3 separate regions of the Mus musculus genome follow, and regions 1 and 3 are each linked to region 2. Evidence: chromatin loops called from intact Hi-C (ENCODE). Cell type or tissue: gastrocnemius. All regions are shown on one strand. Links, peaks and the distances in the headings refer to the core of each region. The heading gives the core; the rest is flanking DNA.

Region 1 (8,357 bases), core at 182-8,181, 170 kb before region 2:
TAACCTGCACTTTATGGCTAATGTCCAACTATAAGTAGGTACATACCATCCGTGTCTCTCTGGGTCTGTGTTACCTCACTCAGGATGATATTCTCAAGTTCCATTCACTTGCCTGCAAGATCCATGGTGTCTTTGTTTTTAATAGCTGAATAGTATCCCATTGTGTTAATGTACCACATTTTCCTTATCCATTCTTCAGCTGAGGGACAACTAGGCTGTTTCTAGTTTCTGACTACTCCAAATAAAGCTGCTATAACTGTTGTTGAGCAAGTGTCCCTGTGGTAGAGTGGGAATCTTTTGGGTATATTCCCAAGACTGGTATAGCTGGGTCTTGAGGTAGAACTATTCCCAGTTTTCTAAGCAACCAAGTTGATTTCCAGAGTGGTTGTATCAGCTTGCACTCCTACCAGCAATGGAGGAGTGTTCCTCTTGCTCCACATCCTCACCAGCATGTGCTGTCACTTGACAGGTGTAAGGTGGAATCTAAGGGTCATTTTGATTTGTATTTCCCTAATGACTAAGGACACTGAACATTTTTTTAAGTACTGTTTAGCCATTCAAGATTCCTCTACTGAGAATTCTGTTTAGCTCTGTACCTTATTTTTTAATTGTGTTATTTGGGTTGTTGGTGTCTAACTTTTGAGTTCTTTATAGATTTTGGTTATCAGCCCTCTGTTAGATGTAAGGTTAGTGAAGATCCTTTCCCAATCTATAGGTTGCCATTTTATCCTATTGACAGTGCCCATTGACTTACAGAAGCTTTTCAGTTTCATGAGGTCCCATTTATCAATTGTTGATGTTAGAACTTGTGCCATTCACGAAGTTGTGTACCAGTGAGTTCAAGGTTATTCCCTACTTTCTGGTCTATTTAGTGTATCTGGCTTTACATTGAGGTCTTTGATCCACTTGGACTTGAGTTTTGTGCAAGGTGATAGATATGGATCTGAATATTGAATTCTTCTATATGCAAGCATCCACTTAGACCAGCACCATTTGTTGAAGATGCTTTCTTTTTTTCCATTGTATGGTTTTGTGTTCTTTGTCAAAAATTAAATGTCCATAGGTGTGTGAGTTTATTTCAGGGTCTTTGATTCAATTCCATCAATCAACCTGTCTGATCCTATACCAATACCATGCAGTTTTGTATTACTATTGCTGTGTAGTACAGCTTGAGATCAGGCATGGTGATACTTCTAGAAGTTCCTTTATTGTACAGGATTGTTTTCACAATCCTGGGTTTTTGTTTTTCCATATGAAATTGAGAATCAATCTCTCTCTCTCTCTCTCTCTCTCTCTCTCTCTCTCTCTCTCTCTCTCTCCCTCCCTCTACCCACCCATTCATTCCTCCCTCCCTCCCTCCCTCTCAAGGTCTTTAAGAAATTGTGGTAGAATTTTGATAGGAATTGAATTGAATCTGTAAATTGCTTTTGGTAAGATGGCCATTTTCACTATGTTAATCCTACCTATCCATTATCATGAGAGAGCTTTCCATCTTCTGAGGTCTTCTTCATTTTCTTTTTTCAGAGACTTGAATTTTTTGCCATACAGATCTTTTACTTGCTTGGTTAGAGTTACACCAGGGTATTTTATAATTATTTGTGGCAGTTGTGAAAGGTATTGTTTCCTTGATTTCATGCTCAGCCTGTTTATTATTGGTATAAAGGAGGGCTACTAATTGAAGGTCTTTAGTAGCTGAAGCTCTCTGGTAGAATTTTGGGGGTCACTTATGTATACTAGCCTATCATCTACAAATATCAATACTTTGATTTCTTCCTTTCAATTTGTATCCCTTTGATCTCCTTTAGTTGTTTTATTGCTCTGATTAGACCCTCAGGTACTATGTTTAATAGATACAGAGAAAGTGGGCAGCCTTGTCTTGTCCCTGTTTTTAGTAGGATTGCTTTAAGTTTCTCTCCATTTAATTTTGTGTTGGCTCTTGGCTTTCTGTACATAGCTTTTACTGTGTTTAGGTATGACCCTTGTATCCCTGACCTCTCCAAGACTTTTATCATGAAAGGGTGTTGAATTTTGTCAAATGCTTTTTCAGCATCTAATGAGATATCATGTTTTTTTCCAGTTTGTTTATATGGTGGATTAGATTGGTGGATTTTCATGGATTGAAACACCCTTGTATCCCTGAGATGATGCCTACTTGATCTTGAAGGATGATGGTTTTTACTTATTCTTGGATTCGGTTTGCAAGTATTTTATTGAGTATTTTTGTATCAATGTTCATATGGGAAGTAGGTGAGATATTCTCTTTCTTTGTTGATTCTTCATGTGGTTTAAGTATTAGGGTGGCTGTGACCTTATAGAATGAGTTTGGCAATGTTCCTTCTGTTTTTATTTTGTGGAATAGTTTGAGGAGTATTGGTATCAGTTTTGAAGAACCAATTCTGGTAGAAATCTGTGATAAAACCATCTGGCCCTGGGATTGGGGGGGGGTTGGGAGACTTTTAATAGCTGATTTTATTTTGTTAGTGGTTATAGATCTGTTTAGTTTGTTTACCTGATCTTTATTTAGCTTTGGTAAGTGGGATCTATCAAGAAAACCATCCATTACATTTAGATTGTCCAATTTTGTGGACTACAGTCTTTTGAAGTAAGACTTAATGGTTCTATAAAAATATTCTTAATAAAAATAAGAAAAAAGAAAATATTTAACTTAGTTTTTAGGTATTTTGTTACCCAAAAGGAACTGGGGTCTGGTGGGAATCAAAGTTAACTTAGGAAGTGAGAGCCTGTGCCCATGTTTCCTTGGCAGAACTGAAAGTGACTAAGAGATCCTGTCAGTGTGATTCAACTCAAGTATTTTGTAAAGCCCTAGGAATGGTAATGGTGGGAGGAGCGCTCCCAGAAATAGAAGTCTCATCAATCATGGTGCAACTTATGAAGGACACAGTCAGTGAGCAAACCTGCTCTCCTAATATCTGTTTCTGCTGAGGTCAAGACGTGCCGGCAGATAAGAACAGAATTTTCTCAGGATGAGCTCAGGGTATGGCAACCTCCGACAGATGAGAAACTGACTCCTATGAAGGAGATAAGGCAGGGTAGTGTTTACGACAAAAACAAAACAAGAAGCTTGGGACTCACATGTAATGTCTTCTCTGCTACAATTGGTCCAGAGAGACACTTGAATGTCAAAGTAATCCTCCCATTCAGGTGGCCTTGGGACTTTGTACCAAAAGTCAAGGTAGGACTGTTGAGCATACAGTGTATGCTCAAGTACTCTATAGATCCCTGTTCTCTGCCAAGGCTATGGCTGGGATCCCAACAGAGGGCTCTGGAACAATGACAGAGCAAGGCATCCCCTGAGTACCAGAGGGCCACTCTGTTCTACTAGATGGGAGTACAGGGTACTTTGAATGAGAAATACCCACCTTTGGGCTTCCATACTTACACATTTGGTCTCCTGTTGGCAGTTTTATTTGAGGAGGTTATGGAACCTTTAGAAGATGCAGCCTTGCTGAAGGAGGTTCATCAGTGCAGATGAGCTTTGAGAGTTTATAGCCTTGCCTCATTTCCAGTTCACTCCCTCTGTGGTGAAGCTGCGATCTCTCAGCTTCTTGTTCTAGCCAATCATCTGCTGCCATAGCTCCCTCACCCTCGTGGACCCTTCCTCTGGAACTGTAAAGCAAACTAAGTTGCTTTTGGTAATGGAGTTATATCACAGCAACCAAGAAGTAACTAATACAGAGAAGCCGCTATTCGGAATGTAAGGACAGTTATGCAGACAGCTGATCTGAGCTGGGGCAGCTGACATGACATCAGCTCTGGCAGGGGAGGTGCTGACAGCAGTGGTTGGGGCATGGAATTGTGTTGACAGAAGTTGAATCAGCAGACACCAGAGCAGCAGGCAGGAGCTTGCACAAATTGTTCCAGATACATTTCTCTCCTTGTGAACTTGCAACATGCACAATGTCTAGCTAGTACCAGAGTTGGGGTGGGGAGTGAAGTACTTTGTTATCCACCACCCAGAGAAGCAACTAGAGGTTGGATCTATTGCTTGCTATGCGCAAACAGCCTTTCTGACACCAGGCATCATACTGATGAACACTAAGTAGCTGCAGGCTTTCTGGTGTGAATAACCACTTGTGTGGCCCCCAACACATTTCTTCAAATGTAAGACACGGTTGATTATAATATACACAGTTATCTCACCTATAGTTGAAAAAGAAAATGCTAACTGTGTTATCCTAATGGTTAAAAGATTCCCCCTGATATAAAAGCATGAAAAAATGTGCTTGTTTGAACTGGTAAGTTATAGCATCATGTTCTGGGTTCAGCATTTAATACAGGGCTGTACACAATAAAATTCAAGCCTAATTTCAGGATGTATATGGTCCACTGGAAAGACAGATGCTAGAAATGAAATCTCTGAGGTAATGCAGGGTCTTCAGGCAGCACCGAATTCTTCTCTGAGGAGGGGATTTTAAAGCTGAGCTGACAGCAGAGCAAAAGCTAGCTAGGTGAGTGTGAAGGCAGAACTTTGTAGGTGAAGGGATGGATGTATGGAAAGGTTCTAAGATGAGGATGTCCTGTCATGATCAAGGGTGGGAGTGACCAGAGTCGGGCAAGGTAGGATCAGGAAGGACAGCAGCCTGGGTTAAGGAATTCGACTTATCCGAGTACATTCTCGCAGGAGAGAAAGCAGATTCATCATGTGCTTTATGAATTACTTTATGCCCAGTGCTGACATGAGAGGAACCTCAGAACAGCTGCAGGAGGAGCTGCCAGAAGATATTTGAGACAATTCAAAGGCGAGAGGATAATGGGGTGTCATGGGGTGCTGGCAGGAGGGCTGGAAAGAAATAAGGACCAGGTGACAGACTACAGTGGTGCTCAGGACAGCCACAGGCCCCATGCTCCAGGGTTTATCCTGGCAGAAGGGAATCAAGCAGTACAAATGAAAAGGAAATTTTTGTTCTGAGATGGTCTCACTAGGTTAGCTCTGGCTGGCCCGGGACACACTGTATAGGCCAGGTTGACCTTGAACTCACAGAGTTCTTCCTTCTTCTCCCTCTAGAGTGTTGGGAAGAAAGACTATACCACCACAGTAAGACTAACCACATTTATTAAGGTTTTGTTTTTATTACATTTATTTTTACATGAGTGGTGAGTGTGTGTGTGTGTGTGTGCACTGGCATATGTGCACATGCATGAGTACCATATATGTCTGCAGAAGCCAGAAGAGAGCAAGAGCTCTGAAGCAAGAGCCACAGCCACAGGTAACTGTGAGTTGCCCTCCATTGGTACTGAGAAGAAGGTATCATTATGACCTCTCAAATATAAACTGAACAGCTGTCAAAGCTTTTATTCAACTCATTAACTAATGAAAGAGCCAGGAAGGTGTTAAAGTCACCCCAAAGAGCCTTTGAGAGGCTAATCTTTGAAGGAAATGTTGGGATAAGTGGGCTTGTCTAGATATAAAGCCCATCCAATAGGGCTATAGCTTAACCAACCAGGGGGATTATTCCATCAGGGAAAAAGTAATCTACAGGTTGGTCTGTCTGCAATACAGAATAATAACCCAGTTAAAAAAATTTAAGCCCCAATCCAGACTGTAACAATGCTGATTCATCTCATCTATGTAATTGTAAGCTTTGAATCAGTTTCTAAGAATCTCCAGTTATTTTTGTTTTATTCCCCCGAAAACTCAACTTCATGTTAACATCTCTTTTGGAATCTTTTGCAATGAAGATGTCTTTACAACACTCGAGTCCTTAAAATATTTCAATGGTTGCAGTGGGCATTCCAGTGACTTCAAGTGAAATAACTGGAGCAAAGGGCTGTAAATGAGATGGGATGAACAAGCCTGGGAGAAGTGTGATAAGCAACTCAAGTGACCCAGGAGTACTGGGGCATTCTGGGCTGCAGAGCTGGCCACACAGTAGGTTACTGTTTGTACCAAAGCTCCATTTGAACCTGCCACCAAAAGTCACTTGGCGCGTTTCCTCCTCCATGTCAACGGATAATAGAAGTAATCGTTCCCAGATGTTAATGTTGGTTTGAGACTTTGCTCACGGTCTATGGGAAGTTGAGTGTTGTCTCCTCCCCTACGGTGTCTGTGGCTTCTGGATGGTGTGCGATCCAGCTCTGATTTCTTCCTCTATTGAGATGTATTCTCACACACATCTCGCCTCCACCTCCTTTCACTTACTACCCAGTGCAGACTTTTCTAAAGTAGGGTGAGTGAGGGACATGTTCAAACCCCAACAATGCATGATGGGATGTCCAAACAGGACTCTTCTGTGTCTGTTTTGTTTGCAACCACAATGGCTGGCTGAGAACAAAAGCAAGAGTCTCAAATATCTCCACATCCCAAAGCGAAGTGCTGAATAGACTGTGCAGAGAAATGGTGAAAATCCAGTTTGCTAATTATTTGCCCATCACCCACACTGGAGGCATCAGGGGTGAAGTTAAAGAGGCTGGTATGGGATCACTTTGGAGGGAGTTGGTTGTGTGGGGGGCACTTATCTCTCCCACACCACATGGGAGATGTCTTCTCATACCCACTGAGACAAGGAACCTGAAGGGAACCATTCAGAATAATGATGCCTAAAGTTGTTAGGCATTAAAAACCATGCCAGATCTATGCCTCAAAGAGTAAATCTATCCTGGAAAGCTGGCTCAGTCAGCAGAATGATTGCCATACACAATCGTGATGACCTGTCTCCAGAGTCTTAGCACCCATGTAAAAATCCAGGTGCAATGCACCAGAGTCCTAGCACTGGAGAGGTAGAGACAGGAGGCTCTGTGGGGTTAGCTGGACAGCTAGGTTAGCCTAGTCAGTGAGCTCAGGTTCAGGTGAAGATCTGCTCTTAAAAAAAATGAGGTAGAGAGTGGTTGCAGAACACTCTGAAGTCAATTTCTACTCTCGACACATGTAGGTATGCACACTACCCCACACTTGTGCACATATACACAAATCTACCTAACATGGAGATAAGATAAGCAAACAAGATTATATCTGTAGCAAGATCCTGATGAAAGGATCTGTGATTACAATTTGCAGGGACCAAATTGCATGTTCATTAACAAAAATGCCCAAGGTGGGTTTCAGTATCTCAAGGACCAGATAGAGCCACGTAGAAGAAAGACATTTAAAATCAGTTTGGATTAATGCAGTGCAAACATCCTGTAAGGGTAACAGGAAAGCCCTCTAGATTCTCAAAGGCTGAGGGAAAAACTCACTCACATCAACTGCCATTCAGGTAACAGAGCCTGCAGATAAGGATGTGTCTGGGTCACTCATGAGAGCATCCCTCTGGGGCAGAACCAGTTTTAGGACTCTGTCCTGCTTCTATGAGGTAGCCTGACCACTTCTGTATCAATTCTCGCTCTACTTTATCCTACCTCGTTCCCAGCTCCTTGGGACCCAGATACAACCCAGTAAGGTAGCAGTGAAGAATACAAAAGAAGGTAACAGGCAACAGATGCCAAGTTTAAGGCAGGCCAGATCTGGGAACGGTGGGATTCATTCTGAATACTGCCAGTGTTGCCAAGTCCACACCACTGGTCATTTTAGTTCCTGAAAGGAGATTGTCATCATGATTGGGGACATTAGAAATTTTTACGATTAGCCTTATGAGAAAAGTTAAGAGACTTTCTTAGACTTCTCTCTGGAGACAGACAAGGAATAAGCCCTCACACCAGCAAATACCATTACATGCTTGGGAGGAGGGGATGGCAGGGAGTGGTTTCAGAAACCAATTCCTGTCTGTCCTCTAAGAGCTAAGACTGTTGATGCTGGCACCCTCTCTACCTACTGTTTTGGTTCAGTGATGACTTTAGTGTGTACATTGATAATGGGCACAACAGAGCGGACATAGAAATTGACTAGAACGATTCAATGGAGCATCCCAGCCGAAGTCCAACAAGTGGACTTCTCATCATCCACCTCTGACATAGATGCTTCTTTATTCCCTGTGTGTGGCCATCTGAGCTATAGTTTCCATTTACACCTTCACATATTAGGACACTGGGGAGCATCTCTCCCTGCCCACTGAGGTAGGACAGACAAAGAAAGCAACAAAGAATTAAAAGTCAAGCTCCTCTTTCTGTGGGTACCACTGCTCATTGTGATGACTGGAGAGAGGAAGCAAATGGCTTCTGGAGAGAAGAATCCCTTTAACCTTACCCAAAGGGGTCAGTTACCCCCACACATGCAGCACCACCCAAAGAGCAGGTCTGCTCTCAAATCATAGGTGAAGAAGGTGGGTGATGGACTGAAGTCGATTCTGGAACTCGTGTTCTCAATAAGCCCATACTGTTTGGTTGTGCCCAGGCACCCAAGATGCTCGGAGAGATCGAAACAGGTAGGTAGAGTACCAAAAGCTTTTGTTCTTCACTCGGTC
Region 2 (8,357 bases), core at 206-8,205:
GGCTAAGGATCTTCCAACGCCATGAAATGGGTGCGGTCTGCCCACAGACCACAGGACCTGGATTTTGTAGAAGACAGGTTGGCTTTTTTGCTATGTGCCACAGCGCCACCTATCAGAAGTAGTGTGAAATTGCATCATAACCACCAGGGCAGTTCTGGAGTCCTTCTGGACAGAAGACCACACCAGGCCCACACCTACCAAATGCTGACATCGCTGTGGTAAAGAAACCAGTGTCTGCCCTTGGGAAGTTCACAGTCCATCAGAAGACTGTGGAAGGCTGTACAACAGAGATCTGTGAAAGGGGGGGGGGGGGGAGGGAGGGAGTTGAAGTTGCCCTTCCCAGAGGGTTCCACAGGGGGAGCTACTCCACCCATCTCTTAAAGATGGGTAAAGATCCTAGGCCAGACTGGCTGACAGTGGCAGAGGATGAATATATGTCTCAGAGATCGGGAGGTAGGGAAAATTCTAGTACATTAAGGGGGTGGAATGCTGGACTCTGAGTCTTGCTTAGCTTTGTGTTTAAGGAGGGGACTTGTGAAGATTCAAATCCCAAATTGGGAGTGTCCACACTAGAGTCCATGTCTCCCGATTCTCAGTGAACCAGGGAAGCGCAAGGCCAGCCCACTCCCGAGGCTGTGCCCTCAGAAGACCTAATGTCAGTCCAGACCATCTCCACACGTTTCTAGAAGACCCTTGCGAAGCACCTGACCTTTCTGCATGTCAGATTATCTATCTATAAACAGGAGTAATAATAATGATAAATGCTCAGCCCAACGCCGAGTCGATACTTAATACCCAATAATCAGATTTTAAAGATGATACTTTTTAAATATTGACATTTTAATATTATAATATTATTGGCATGTGTCTCAAACTACCGTTACAGTAGCCCCATTGTCTGAAGAATTTTGGTTTTTTTTTTGTTGTTGTTGTTGTTTTTCTTTCTCAGTTACCTGTACAGAGGTCACATGGAAAATTCAAGAAATGACTCATACACTTTCAGTTGTGTGGCTTTCTGAGGAGGAGAATGAAATCTCATGCCAGTGCACTTGTCCCATTGGAGGTGGGGATGGTTGCTGTGTGCTGGGCGCCCATACTGTGTATGCTACTGTGAAAGGCTTCCTGGTGAGCCGCCTCCTCCTACCTTGCATTGGGCAGGAAGTCATCTAGTCCTCTGCACCGCCCTGTGCTTTAGGCTTCTAATTGGGCTCTGCTTTTGAGGGAAACACAATTTGCTAGGTCATCTGGGACGACAGCTGTCTGTGTTTATAAATCCCAAGGTCATGATCAGCACTCAAAGAAGTCAGGATCCAAATCACACAGCCTTGTTTTTCAGCGTAATTCATTAGATTTTACCTGGAAACTTGAGAGAGCAGCTGGGATGCTCGCACCAGCCTGAACGCAGGGGATGGGGCCAGAGGAACCAAAGGCAGTGCTATGCCGGCTTCGTTTTCATTCCTAGAAGATCCAAAGTGCTACCACAGACCTCCCAGAACTACAGGGCACACCAGTCCCTAACAAAGCACATCAAAGGATCACTAGGGCCAGGGAGATGATTCAGCCAATGAAGACACCCAGCACAAGACTGCTGACCTGAGTCTGTCCACACAGCACACAGAAAGGAGCAGAGAAGGACTGCACAAGGTTGTCCGTTTCATCTGACTTCCATATGTGCATCATGTCGCGTGCATACACACCTGCACGCGTACACAGCACACAGACATATACATGTACTCATAATAGATAAAGTTTAAAGAAAAAACATCACTTTGAAAGGCACGGGTGGGACCTGCTTGTAGGAAGCACTCAAACTAGAGGGACAACCCCAAAGGTGACCCCATGAAGCCAGCAGGGGGAGAACACAGTAGGATCATTTAAGAACCATAGACAAAACCCTGTAATCCAAGGCTGAAACGATCTCACATCACAGCACCGGTGCGTGGAGTCATGTGGCCCAAGAGAACTGCAGGAAGAAGGGATGTTCCAACAGGGCTTTGTGAAAAACATAAAATCCAGGCCCAAAACAGAGGGCAGAAGCACTCAGGAGAAATAGCTAAGTATGAAGTCTACCTCCATTATCAGATTATGTTAAGCGTCTAGGAGGAGGACTGCTCTCAACCTGATTGATTGAGTTTTATTTGGTTTGGACTTTTGGCTTTAGGGTGTTTGTTTTATTTTGAGACAAGGTCTCACTGTAGAACCTAAGCTGTCCTGAGACTCTTTTTGTTTGAGTTTCATTCTTTCTTTCTGCTTATGTTTTTTGGTGTACTTTTAAGCCAGAGCCTCATGTAGCCCGGGATAGCCCTCTAACCTTGAGGGGGGCATCCTCTACTTTCCAAGTGCTGGGCTTACAGATGTGGGCCACCACGCCCGGAAGGAATGGAGGGATGGAGGAATGGATGAATGGGTGCAGGAAAGGGAAGTTAAATGTAGCCACCTCCATTTCTACATGTATCTCCACTCCCACGCTTCAGCCCAGACTTACTGTCAGAGTCTCCTGCTTTAGTTATTTGGGCGCCTCTTTAAAATAATCCCCCAAATTGATTTCATGGATCCCTAGTAGACTGTAAGCTAGAGTTTGAAAAATGTCAACATAGTATGATTCTTACTACCCCCTTCCTGAGAAGAAAAGAAATGTAGAGATCTGAAAATGTGGACTGTGTTGGGGTAGAGGGGGCCTCATTGTGGCCAGACAAGCAGTGCATGGGAGTGGATAGAAGAGCAGAGTAAGTTAGGAGGGGTCTGCGGCTTTGCCTAAACATGAATGAAGCCCTGGGTTCAGTCCCCAGCACCACATGAACTGGATGTAATGGCTCACACCTGTGACCCCAGCACCCAGCAAGGGGTGGTAACAGGAGGGTCAGGAGTGAGAGATCATTCTCTAGTATGCATTTGAGGCCAGCCTCGGACAGAGGAGATCCTGTCTCAAAAGTGGGGAACACCCACAGATACCTATAACAGCTTTGTTCAGACAGCCTGGAATCAGTAAGAACCCACTGTCCATCAGTGGACGCATGGAGCAGTCTGTGAGGTGCACTACTGTCATAAGCTGGGGGGGGGGGTAAAACACCAACCAACACATGCTACAACATGAACCTTAGAAACACGCTCAGTAAAAAGTAGATGCGAACACCACAAGAACCTACCTATGAAAGACCCAAAATCTATCTACCTAGAAATAGTTGGTAGCCCGAGGCTGGGGGTGAGGCAGGAAGAACTTGGACTTGGTGGCCAGAGTACAGACTCTCTCAGAGTGTGTTTATGGCTGGCACACCCGATGAAAGACAGAAAACCATTGTGTTGTCCAATTTAAACCATGTCTTAGTGATTCATGGTATGTGAACTACATCTCAATAAAGCCATAGCAATAAAAAGAACAGTGGCTCTCTGAGAAGAGCAGGGACAACACAGAGACCGGCTCATCTGACTGTCCTTGTGGCCCAGAAGGAGGCATTCAAGGCCAGGCGTGGGGTAGATTTATGAGAGCGGTGGCTGCCTGTGCATATGCCAGTCCTGGGCAGGGCAGCATTATTCCAGGAAGGCTCTGGCACAGGAAGGTGGCCCCTGACGGCCATGTCAGTGGCGCCAGGGTGGAGGTTCTCACCCAAGCACTGGAATCAGAGTGCACCAGCTTCTGGCCAAGCCGTCCACGTGCCTGGGATGCTATGCGGACCCCAGGTAGCCAGCAAGCTCACAATCAGCAGGTGGTGGTGGCAGGCAAAAAGTCCAGCCTCTTGGCAGGCAGCCCCCGCATAATGGATACTCATGCTCACATGAAGCTTCTGGAATCTCTGCGGACAATCCCGAGGTCTGTGGGAAATAAATCATGTCTGGACTGTGAAGGTAATCCCAGCTAGTCCCAGTGCCAGGACACGATCCTGCCTGACTTTCACTCGGGGACAAGCACTGCCTGGAAGTTCCTCACTGCCCAGCACCCTCCCTTGTCCACAGACCTCTCCATGGACGAGTGTGAGGGACCCCACTGTTAGTCTTTAGAGATGGGTTGGGGTGGGGTGTCCTTACAGGTTCCCGCACTGGAGGTTGGCTTGTGCTCTCCTTGCCTGTCTCTAAGTCGTTTTTCTTCTTGGCTCTTCTGAATAAACCCATTTGTGAGACATTGGAGGGGGGAACAGAGTCTAATTCCCAAAGGGAAATCAAGAACCCTGCCCAAACACTTCACACGTCTGAGGAGGGAAACTGAGGCTTGAAACGAGAGGAAGAATTTCTCAGGATGGGCGGAGCTGACAAAGCAAACAGTTCTTTGGTCAGTCCAAACGTCTTTCCAGAGACCCCCATCTCTGCAAGTCAAGAACAAAGGTATACTTTTCTTCTAGAATCTTGGAAAGAAGATGCCAGCTCAGGCAAGAACATGGGGAGAAGGGGGGGGATCATGGAGCCTAGGAGAAAGTCCCATGATCCACGCTTCCTCCAAATAATTATATTTCCCTAGAAACTGAAGCAATGACACCCAACTTTTAAAGTAGTGAAGTCATAGGGAGTGTTCTATAAGCACTTTCTTCACCTTGAGCTCAGACAGGGAAACAAGACCCCAGCAGATAGAAGGTCGATGAAGGTCACACAGTCAAGATGAGGGTCAGACTGTCAGCAATCCCTGTCTCAGGGCTCATGGCCAGCCAGGAACTGACTTGTCTCAGCTTTCCCTGCAGAGTCAGCTGCCCCTTCAGCCCTCTCTGTGCCAGGCTGGGGCTGCATTCTTCCCAAGGCAGCGCTGGTAATGGGACAGCCTTCTGAGGCCACTGCAGCTGCCTCATTTCTGTGCTGGGCCCCTGGAGCAGCTGGCCCCAGGCTGTCAGGCAAGCCCAGCTCTGAGTCAGCCCTGGCTGGCCCGTGAGGATCACCTGCCCTCCAGGAAGCTTGGGTTTTACTGCCCCCTTACCAGTTACCACAGGAGGACATGCTGAACTTGCTGTGGCTTGAGGACACGGTCAGGCTGCCCTGGGCAGACGGATGGGAAGAGAACCTGAGAAGCATCCTGGCAGTGTCCCTCTCCTGAGGGTGACTTCAGGACACGGTGAGGAGACAGGGGTCCCAGCATCCTGCTCACATGTGAGGTAGGACAGACTGTCCTGACCTCTGAACCACCAGCTTCCGAGCAGCCAGTGAGGCTCTGAGAACCCAGACCAGTTAAGAACGTGCAGGCTCTGAGGGACAGACTCCTCTCTCCCCCCATAGCAAGAATCAAGGGTACAGGAAGGTAACTCCCTGTCTTAGTCAGGGTTTCTATTCCTGCACAAACATCATGACCAAGAAGCAAGTTGGGGAGGAAAGGGTTTATTCGGCGTACACTTCCATACTGCTGTTCATCACCAAAGGAAGTCAGGACTGGAACGCAAGCAGGTCAGGAAGCAGGAGCTGATGCAGAAGCCATGGTGGGATATTCTTACTGGCTTGCTTCCCCTGGCTTGCTCAGCCTGCTCTCTTATAGAACCAAGACTACCAGCCCAGAGATGGTCCCACCCACAAGGGGCCTTTCCCCCTTGATTACTAATTGAGAAAATGCCTTAGAGTTGGATCTCATGGAGGCATTTCCTCAACTGAAGCTCCTTTCTCTGTGATAACCCCAGCTGTGTCAAGTTGACACAAAACTAGCCAGTGCACTCCCTGACTGTGGCAAGATCTCTTGGCTGTTGTGGACCAGAGTACCCAAATTACAGTCCAAGATCCTCATGGCACAGGGCAGAAAGTAAGTGCCCAGAGAGTGGGAGGGGCTGAGGCCACACAGCGCCCTAGAACCAGCACAGATCTGAGTCTTGTTGTCAAGTTATTTCTCTTCCTCAAATTCTTTCAGAGCAGGGAGGGACAGCCTTGCCCAGCCCCTAGAAGGGTCATGGATGGCTCTGCCATCACTCAGACAGGCACCTTCATGGGGTGAGTAGTAAGGACAAACACCTTTCCTTAGTACTCTAAGCAACCCAGCAAACTAAGTAAATCACCATCAAGACCGCACATGGAAATAAACACAGGCGTCTCCACAGGCCCTCCCTGGCCATGTCATGTTCTCATTTCCCTTTAAGTCATCAAGACCAACCTATGGACATTAGAGTCAGCTGTCTCCAGAGAACCCAGGTTGGGAAAGAAGGGGACTGCCACCAATGTCACACTGAGCAGGTGGCTCACCACCTACCAACTCTGATAAACCATGGCCTGTGCCTCAGACTCACAGGAAGGTCCTCGAGGCACAGAGGAGAGGTTCGGCCTCACCCACAAAAGAGGTCATAACCTCTGCCAGGACAGCCACCAAAAAGATAGAGCTTATGAGGACAATGGATACAGAGAAGAGGGCCCCTTCCAGTACCCAATGCCCCCACCACCACCACCAGCTTTAGTTCAAGGACCAGCTCTGCCTCTCCTCATCTTGTCATCAAGAAAGACGTCGAGCCCAAGGGTCTCAGTATCTCCACCTGTGCAGTGGAGCTTTAAACGCCTGACCACCCCTCCACAGGATGTGCTAAGAATCAGAGGAGGGGGACACTCAAGGAAGACAAACTCCTAAACAGGAAGAAGAATGTGGTTTCCAGCTGCTGAGGCAGGGTGGGGGCTGGGGAGATGAGGGAATGGGGAGGAGAGAGATGAGAAAGCACAACGGGCATATCCGTGTCACACAACAGCCTTCAGGGACTGGGTGTCACTAGGGACCACTGTCACAGGCCAGGCCACGGAAGAGCACACAGAGGCAAATAGGGAGATGTGCAAGGAGCCATATAGTCCTAGGCCAACTAGAACTGGGAGGCTGCCCTCCAGACAGCCCCAGTACACAGCCTGGGTCTACCTCTGCAGTCACCACACAGTGCTGCAGAGAGGACGCAAGCCACTTGTCCCATGGAGCCACCACTGAAGAGAGGAGGGCTGCTAAGAGAGGATGAAAGTGGGAGCCCCCCAGCACACCAGTTGCCATGCGTCCACACATCACATAGCCAGTGGCCTGACTAGTCTTGGCCTTTGTGTTGCCTTGTCTGGGGCAGGCACGCCCCTGGTTTCCATCAATTGCAGGCAGCAATCCCTGCTGTTTCTGTGTGTACCTGGCATAGATTGTATCTGAGTCACATACACAGGGGAACCCCAGCTCTGTGACTTACAAAAAGGTGACAACTGTGGGTTCCTGTCCCTGTATGGAGATTACCTTGCCCCTGTATGACATGAAGGCATTAGACCTTGAAGTCCCTAGGATGGTCCTCAAACCAAGAAGGGCCAAAAAATAGAAACATCTTGTACTATTTAGTCATCAGAAAGGCAGCATACCATACACACACACACACACACACACATACACATACATGCAGACACACTCACACTTGCACACACTCATTAATACACAGTCATAATCATATACACATACTCGTACATGTACACACATTTTCACGCACATGTCCAGTGAGTGCTCTCTGTCTCTTTCTCTCAAACACACACACACTCACACATGCACACACTCATAAACACATAGCCATATTCACATATACACACTCATACATGAACACACATTCCTATGCACATGCCCAATGGTCTCCGCCCCCCCCTCTCTCTTTCTCTCTCTCTCATACACACACACACCTGGTGCTCCTTCTCTCTCCTCCACCCTTCTTCTCTTCTCCTCCCCCTTTCTCAGAAGACACACTCCTTCAACTTGAGCAGACAACCTTAAGTAACGAGATGGTACTCATCACAATACCAAACACTCGCCCCTGTGTTGTTACAGTTGCGACATGCTTCCTAACAGCTGGCCTGCAGTTCTCACCACAGTCAGAGGGTTAGTAACAGAACAGGGGGAATGAATGAAAGACAGCTACAACCTCTGCCTCCTAAGGACAGTCACAAAAGGTGAAGACACCGGATGAGAGACAGTGTGACTCACTTCTGGCCAATACCTGGAATGAGGACAGGTGGGAACTATTGAGAACTTTGAGAAATACTTCCTAAAAAGAGGCCTGAGTCAGTTGGCAGACCCCTTACTGGTCTTCTGTCTCCTGATGCTTGAGATATGAAGACAATGGCTGCTGCTTTGGCAGCCATTTTGCTCTTATGAGGTAATGTTGAGGCCTGTGCTGATGATGACATGAACAGGAAGGAATGCAAGAGATGATTAGGATGTCAGGGAGACTGGAACAGTGCCACATCAGATCTCTGTTGCTACCATTTGAACGTGTCTCCTCCAAGTCTCAGATGCTGCCAACGTATTAGCATAAGAGGTGACAATATCATGAGGGCCTCTCCCCTTTAGCATCAGCTACTTTACTGTTGCTATAACAAAATACCTGACAGAAGAGCTTATGGAGGAAAGGGGTCGCAGTCCCTCAGGACAGGTAAGGTATACTAGAGTGCTCCATGACCACTCACCCTCA
Region 3 (8,357 bases), core at 52-8,051, 93 kb before region 2:
AGTCTTTGACCTCAATGACTCGTTGTGATCTAATTTGCTGGATCCCCAAAGTCATTCCGGAATAAGACCCTTCTTCTCACCCCCTTCATCTCCCAAAGCCTGTTAATTACCCTAGGCGATGAAATGTCTGGCAAGTAATAAAATCCCATTTGGTATTAGGTCTACCTGCGCCATGTCAGAGCAGACCCCAGAAATTTCTATCAAAGTTCCCAGCCCATCACAGGGTCCCAGGATATTGCCTTTCTATAGCTCTTGATCCTACCAACATAGCCCAGAAACCCTCTCCTACTGCTGCAGTTACATCCCGAGCCAGTAATATTGCTCTTTTTTCCTTCAGGGTCCAGCCACATCGAAAAGATCACAGCTGCAGAGAGCACCCCACCTCTGGCTATAGAGTGAAATGAAAACGAGGAGTGAAGCAAGAATAGATGGAAGGCAAGAATGATGGTGAACACCTCCAATCCCAGCACTTAGGAAGGATAAGCAGGCAGATCTCTGAGTTCAAGGCCAGCCAGGTCTCCATAGTAAGTTCCAGGCCAGCAAGGACTCAATAGTGAAAACATGCCTTTTTTTTTTTTTTTAATGCAGACAAGAGAAAGTAATTAAAAGGGCCAGAAAGAGATGATAATGGCTATGGTGATGATTACACCGTTGAGAAAAGGAGGGGTAACCCCTGACTATATGTTATAAATGTAGTCAGGGGTAGGAGGGATCTATCGTTCCCCTTGTCACCATGACCAACGGCCTGACAGGAAGCACTGAAAGGGAGGAAGAACTTATTTGGGTTCATGGCTTTAGGGGATATGGTCCATGATGGTAGGGAAGGCAGGGACGGGGAGGAGACAGTAACTTGACCATATGTACAGGAAGCAGAGCGGGGTTGAGGTCAGAGGTAGAACAAGGTTATAACTCTTAAGGCCCACCCTCCAGTGAATCTCTTCTTCCAGCTAGGCCCTACATGCTAAAGGTTCCCCAACCCCCCCCCCCAAATAAGGAGCTACCAGGCAGGGACCCAGTACTCAAACACATCATTCCACCTTCGAACCTTGTGACCTTAAATGACGGCCTCATATACTCGTATCGGTGCCAAGACTCTGGTCCCATAACATAACAACTCTTTTTTGGGATGCAGTACAAGAGTTCCCATCTCACATAACCTGAAGCGTTTGCACTCTGCGAAGTGTTTTCTGGAAACATCACAGTCCTCCTGCTCTGTGCTGATCATCACCTCTGGCTCCTAAGCGTGCTTCTCACGTGCTTCCTTGGCAGGCCGGCAGGAGGTTAAGGACTGCTTGATCCAGGGTGGAGGCTCAGCATGGAGCTAGGAACCACTAGAGCAGTGAGATGACCACAGTGTCAAGTGGCTACTCTGTGTGATGGGGATTCTAAAAATACACCCCCTGTCCTGCCACTCCTGGGGCACCAGTCCTGCCTGCCCATGTGCCAGGCAGACAGCAGCCTGCTCCCTCCTAACTCTCCCCGATGCCCCTACAGTCCAGGTCATCCTCTATTCTCAGCACTGGCTGTTGTATTAGCCACCTGCCTTCTCTTTCTTCTCCATGTGGCCGATCAGGCGGTTACTGGAAAACACAGTGACCTGTTAAGAGGCCACCACATAAGACAATAAGCAAAGCCCATTCTATTCAAGCAGCTATTCATTCACTCAGTTTAACATACATTAAGACAGCAGGGCAGAGTGCCTTTACTGGGTCAGGGCTGTAGTAAATGCCACACGTTAGGCAACAGAGAAGTTTTGCTCTAGGACTCCATACAACACTCAAGCACAGCCCAGTGCAGACTGGAATGATAGAGGTCAGGAGACTGGTGACATCTTACGAGATGAGGAGGCAAAGGACATGCAGAGTCCATAGGTCGGGAAATACTTTCATTGCCCATCACAGAAGTGATTCTCATGTGAAATGCACTGCATTGGACAATATTACGAGTTGTATTCTTTGATCCATGCCTCTTAAATGGCAGTCCTATTGTAGTTTTAGATGAAATATATTTTGCTTATGCTCTATAGAGCTATATACACACCCATGACTCAATAACAGGTGAGAAATGCTATGCTAACATTTTATCAGGGCTTATATATTTCTGATGTGTGGGATAGTGGTAAAGATTAAACTGACTGCTTTATCCTTTTTCGGGTTTCCCAATTATTCTACACTGAATACATCCTGCTTACATAACGAGATTAGATATGCTAAATGTTATTTTTAAACATTTTAAAAAGTGCGAGCCCTTGAGATGAAACAGTGGGCAAGCACGAGGCAGGTGGCTGTCTTCCCGGGGCAAAGCCCGCTCACAAGCTTTTGTCCTCTTCCACAGCAAGGACACTAGCTCAGGAGTACTGTCCCTGTCTGTGGGATTTCGGAGAGGCTAAATAAAGCTCTTGGCTCTGTGGGGGCTGAGGTAAGTGGAGCCTCTGGGGGAGCCCTCAGGGCTTTCCTGTCCTTGCTGAGGGGCATGCCAAGCCCCTCCTCACAGCCTGAGAATACACCTGACTCAGGCTCCAGCCATGCTAACCTGGGACTGCTCAGGATCCCCCGAGCTTGCCAACCTGGACCTAGGGTCAAAAGAGGTGGGGTCATTTCAGAATCCTCTCCCACAGCCCATCAGCAAGAAGGAATAGCTGGCATGTGAACTTGAAGATATAAAGAAGTCAAAGGGAACCTGGCGTTGGGAATTTAAAACTAAAAAAGAAAATGAAACCCTGAAAGCCCTACGGATGGGAGAAAATGGAACAAGGAGAGAGACTCTGGCCCTTGTTTTTCTCTCTTGGAACAGGGCTACTGTGGGATAAGCAAGTGAAGACGCTTATATTTATTGTACATTGATGTTGGGAGAGGTAGACAGTGGTCCCTAGCTCCCTACTCGGCTACTAGTGGACCCTGCCTTAGACATCCCAGTCTAATCATAACAGACTCAGGCGCAGATTTGTCTGCGTGCCCAAAGCCTGATTTCTGCGCTGGCAAAGCCAGCAATGTCCTGTGAGCATCAACTTGTGATTCAAAGTGTGTTTTATACGTCCAGCACGGATCCTAAAAAATCACTTCACCCTGCTCTCCCACCCGCCTCTCCAGACCCCCAACACAAAACTCCCACAGAGAAAGTCAAGTCGTGTGACAGCTTTTCACATCGAGCCAAGGCAGGAATCAGTAGCCAGTTCTGCCCTGTGACACACACACATACATAGCCTCCAGCAGTCACATGGGTTCCAGCTGCCACCACTTGCCCTCTGTCCCTGACCTGGTACTCTTTCCCTGGCAGACCTCCTGAGCTGACTTGTCCCTCCAAGCAATGGCTTGGCAAACAGTTGGACTGAAGGCCTGAGTGCCAACCTGCTTGGACGGCTCTGTTGAAGCTGATCTCAAGGTGGGAGCCCTTCCAGTAGTCTCTGGACACCATGTAGTGTGCCCCAGAGGGAATTAGGTCCTTTACTGGCCTGAAGTAGAAATAGACAGAGCTGTTTGCTATGGGTTCACTACAGACAACCACAGCCAGAAGCCTCAGGAGCAGAGATCTTGAGCCCTAGGGCTGAGTGAGGCTAGGTAGGCAGTCAAGGGCATGTCCAGTGTAGCTCAAGGGGAGGCTGGAAGTCAGACACTGGGGCCTTGGAGAACAGGAAAAAGGCAAATACAAAAGACGCCATCTTTTGCATTTGTGTATAAGGACACTCCTCAAACACAATTCAACAACAACAATAACAACAAATCCAATTACCACACAATGGCTCTCACCTAGGAATTGTTTATTATGCGGGGACATTTGTTGATGTATAGGAACATCTTGGGTGATCAGAGCTGTGAAAATACCACTGACTCTAGTGGAGAGGACAGGGATGCAGTTGTAAAGTGTCCAGGATTGGCTGGCCCCAATATGGATGGTAGTGTAGTCAAGTCTGGTCTGTGAGAAAGCATTCCTGAAGAGTGCCTGAACTAGGCCCCAGATAATCAACCCAGATGACCAAACCACGGCTATCATTTCCAAAAGTGGGACCCTTCAGAGCCTGCCCAGCATCTCAAATTGAAGGCCAAGGCCTCAGCAGGCACCAGGCTTCTCTTCCACAAGTTGGGCCTGATTTCCCCTCAGCTTCACCTTTCCCTGGGTTTTGTCCAGACCCAAACCACCCACATGCTTTATGCACTCCATGACTCTTTGCTAGGAAGAAAGGATTCTGCTTCCTGCCTAAAATTCTCTCCTCTCATTTATGTCAGACAAATACCCTTCCTGTTGGGTCCAGCTGTGACATTTCCTCTTCCCTTGTAGCTGTCCTACATCCTCCACAAAGCAGCTCTGCTCTAGCCTCATCGAGGGTATGTCCTGGGTTTGTGTCTGTCTCTGCTGCCAATCTGGGCTTCCCCAGCATACAAGCTTCTCTTCCCAGTGCAGAGGAGACTTTAAACAGTGGGAGCCATTGGGTGATCACTGGTCTTTCTGTGGCCATGTGGTGAAGGGACACTCCTGGCCTTCAATGACAGAAGATCCTTGGGGAACTGAAGACAATGTAGAGGAGGAATGTGAAGTCAGCTGTATCACCAAAGAAGGCAAGATGGCTGGGGAGACTGAACAGTGGAGCAAGCACTTACCCTGAAAGTGTGAGGACCAGAGGGCAGCTCCCCAGAACCCTTGGGGAAAACGAGAGAAGGAGAGAGAGAGGCTGGCATCCCCAGGGCAATCTGGCTAACGAGACTAGCTAGAACCAGCAAACTCCAGGTTCAGCAAGGAGTCCTGTCTCAGTCAGTAACAGTGGCAACATTTAGGACCAAAATGACAAAGAACAGGCACTGTGCACCATTTCCTTGACACTTATCCATTAAAAGATTTTTACATTATAATTTTACAACTTCAGTTCTGACTGTTTAGGAGGCTTTATCACTTTCCTGATAAAGAAATAGGCTGCGTATCATCTCTTAAGACACAATCAGAAAAAAAAAGAGTTAAATCTCAACTAAATAAATGATAATAAAGGAGACATACATAAGGCACATGTACTCATTACACATGAATACACACACATATGCAAAGAAGGAAGGAAATGGAGATAGGAAAGAGTACTGAGTGACCAAGGGAGACTCAGAGAGTCATTCAATGTGCAAAACCAAAGGTGAGGAGGTCCCCAGCTCCAGAAGAGGCTCTGTAGGCTTCTGACACACCTCAGGCTGGCCATGAAGCATCGAAGAGGAGGATTTCTGCCAAGTGCTTAGCAGTGATTGGCATGAAGATGGAAAGGTCCGACCATTTGCACATGTAAGAACTCATGTTTTTCTCAAGTCACCTCGTCCAGAAAATGAAATGATAAGATGCCTTTCTACAGTACAGAGATACCTTTGCTCAAGGGGAAGAAGAGATTGTCTCCAGATTCCTAAGTCCTGTCCCTTCCTGCCTTCCCCTTTTGGCTGGACCATTCTGTGTCAGTGTAAAGAACACACGGCCTCAGAAGGCATTTTCCCTGATGCTGCTTATGAATAAATAAAAGCTGATAGAACCTTCCCACCGAGCTCGAGGATTTGCTTTCCACCCCGATCCACGATGATTTGTGACAGTCAGCCAGGACAATATCAAATGGCTTGTTTTTATATCGTTGGCTTTACTTCGACGAACACTCCTAGAAGTCAGGAAATAATGAGCCATTTTCCAATACATCCTGCATCCTTGTTTTGAGGGACATGGGTTGGGATGTAATTGACTAATAGTGAAGCACACGTATTGAAAGTGTATAGCTGGGTTAGAATTGGCTTGTTTACATTCACTGTAATCCCCCAAATTAAAGTGATGTTTTCTCCTGTATTTCCCTTATCTCCTCCTTTCTTCATGATCTTCACAGGCCACAGTCATCTACCTGTTTCCATTGCTATCGGCTAATTTTCTATTCCTTGACATTTACATAAATGTACTCACGAGGTATTCACCATCTTATTTGTCTTGTGCTACACAATATAACTACCCTGAAGTTCAAGTGTCTTATTGCATGTCTCAAGGTTCCATTTCTTTGTATAATCTAGTAGCTTTCCAGTGAACCTTTACATGACAAGTTGTTTATCCATTCTCTTGCTAGTAGATATTTTCAGTTTGGGATAGTTACCAATAAAGCTTCCATGGCCATTTAGAAAATAGTCTCTGTGTGTACACAGGTCCTTATCTTTGTAGAATAAATGTCTGTGTCATGTGATCAGTGTATATGTAACCTTTTAAAAGATTGTCACATTGTTTTCCAAAGTAAGGATACCATTGTACAGTTTCACCAGCAGACAATGAGAGTTCTACTTGCCCCACATCCTCACCAATACTAGGTACGATTAGTCTTTCTAAAGTTTGCTGTTTTCGTGGGTAGTGGCACAACACTCCAACTTAATTTCCATTGAGGATGCTGAACCTCTTTTCATGTGCGTACTTGCCATCCATGCATCCTTACTGGTGAAATGTCTACTCGAAGACAGACATCTAGAATTTCTCTTTTCTTCTAGATGTCAGACACAGTTAAGATAATAATTGTGAACCTGGTCTTTGGAACCCATCAGATCTGGTTTTATTTCCTGGCTTGAGTACCTGTGCAATTTAGGAAGTGTCTTACCTCCCTATACTTTACTCTCTTCTGTATAAAATAAAGAGACTACAGCTAATAAACGTGAAAATCAAATAATGTCTGTGAAAGACTCAACTTAAGGCCCTATATATAACTATTAATAAATAGTATTCAAATTAGCATAACATTTTCCACTGATCTAATCTGAATTATCACCAAAAAAGACCTTTAGTATATCTCAGAAAACAACCCCCATGTGGTACATAATAAGTGGGATTTAGTACAAGTTGTATTAGAGCCAAAGGAGCCCTTGGAGATACTGAATACAAACCATGCTTGGCTCAGGCCCTCCAGAAAGCAAAGCCCAAGGCAAGAACTCCAATTCAGGGATGTCATTGGGATGGTAAAAACACAGTGATTTGGGCAAGGGAAAACACGGAGAAACGAGACAGTTAGCATGCAAAGTACCACTACCCCTAAAAGATGCCAAAGAGACATGGTTGGTCTCATGGGCAGCTTAACGCAGGGAGACTGAAGTCTTGTCATAGGCCAGTGTCTTGGCTCCTTTTTCTGCTCCAGATAACAAAGCACTCAGACAAAAGCAACATAAGAAAGCAAGAGTTTGTTTCAGGTGACAATTGCAGTGCGAAGTCTCATCATGGAGAGGATGGTGAGGCAGCAGGAGCTTGAAGCAGCTGATTGTTTTAACTGCAGTCAGGAGGGAGCATGGATGAGTCCACACCAGTACTCAGCTTCTCTCTCTTTCCAAGGCCCAGCTCAGGAAATGTCACTAGCCGTATTCAGAGTAGGTCTTTCTAACTCAGTTAACCCAGTTGAGAAAACCCCTCACAAGCAGTCTTGGAGCCCCAGTACTCTGGTGATTCTCAATTGTGTCAAGTTAACAATAACATTATGTTAACAATAACACAATGGCCATAAGCATATTCCTGAGTCAAGGTTTTGAGGGTGTGGGGTTTGGGGGGAGTACATCCCAGACAGCACGAATATGTGAAGGTGGGATGGGGATAAGGAAGGAAAAGACAGAATGCTAATCCACAGTGTGGAGAGGAGCAGGTTTCTCTGATGGATGCCAGGGTCTCGGTCCTACTAAAGATCTTTGGGAGACAATAGAGTTTCCTCACTATCCCCCAAGGAAAGAAAAGGGGACCCAATTGCTAGCAGGAAAGAACCTTGGTTTGTCTTGAAATGGCCAGTGCCACATCTTCCCCATAATGAGGGTGGTGATGTCAGTCAGCAAACTTTTCTTTAAAAGGTCAGAGCATGGCTGCTCCAGGTCTTCAGCCTAATTGGTTTCTATTGCAACTGACCAACCCTGAGGCTGCAATTCGACAGAAGCAATGCCCAGACAAATAGGTATGGCTGTGCCATACCACATCTTATTTTCAAAACCAGGCAGGCTGACTGCAGGTCGTAGTCTTCAGATCCATGGGATACTGGTACAATACATCCCATTTAGCAGATGGAGAAACTGAGACCAAATAGAGAAAGAGAGCTAGTTGTGTAAGCAGGCTGAAACACATCTGATATTCTGACCAGTATTCCACTGTACTCAGCAATGTCCATCTTGCAAGTTCTGTGTGGAGGGAACTGGCAGCCAGAATCCTTTTGGGAATTATCCACGTAACCTCTAATTCTTCAACGCATCAGTTTGTTTCCTCTTGGTGGCTAGAGAGGCCCCAGGGATTGAAGCCTTCCAGTCTCCAAGAATGCCACAGAGTAACTTCCTGTCCCACGTCACTGAACGAGGCAGCTTTGGAAGCCTCCCTCGGGGCCAGGCCCTTTGCCATCAGCCTCAGCCTCAGCA

The links. Hi-C counts contacts between places; a loop is a spot of excess contacts. Peaks named below come from ENCODE experiments on the same cell type or tissue, not always from the same donor. Only the 100,000 strongest peaks of a DNase experiment are listed, where the experiment ranks them.
Region 1: it touches region 2 in a loop (15-fold over the local background); 2 of 42 quality-filtered maps call a loop at or near these places.
Region 3: a loop joins it to region 2, with 19 times the contacts of the local background. A loop is called at or near these places in 2 of 42 quality-filtered maps.

What each region holds. Positions count from the first base shown.
Region 1 is chr4:47,666,085-47,674,441 of GRCm38, reverse strand. No RefSeq gene overlaps it. Among named protein-coding and RNA genes, the nearest start is that of Gm32544, 31 kb to the right of the region's middle. In gastrocnemius, for the core only: no CTCF peak of the experiment used is centred there; no DNase peak of the experiment used is centred there; H3K4me3 peaks cover 1,297 bases; H3K27ac peaks cover 2,914 bases.
Region 2 is chr4:47,494,612-47,502,968 of GRCm38, reverse strand. It overlaps Gm42283 (a long non-coding RNA gene), which reads left to right and starts at 8,114. Exons shown (of 4, transcript XR_881260.1): 1 at 8,114-8,318. In gastrocnemius, for the core only: no CTCF peak of the experiment used is centred there; a DNase peak (open chromatin) is centred at 3,682; H3K4me3 peaks cover 303 bases; H3K27ac peaks cover 4,534 bases.
Region 3 is chr4:47,587,388-47,595,744 of GRCm38, reverse strand. It overlaps Gm42284 (a long non-coding RNA gene), which reads left to right. Exons shown (of 3, transcript XR_881261.2): 3 at 338-619. Among named protein-coding and RNA genes, the nearest start is that of Gm32487, 11 kb to the left of the region's middle. In gastrocnemius, for the core only: no CTCF peak of the experiment used is centred there; DNase peaks (open chromatin) are centred at 2,995 and 3,260; H3K4me3 peaks cover 761 bases; H3K27ac peaks cover 5,277 bases.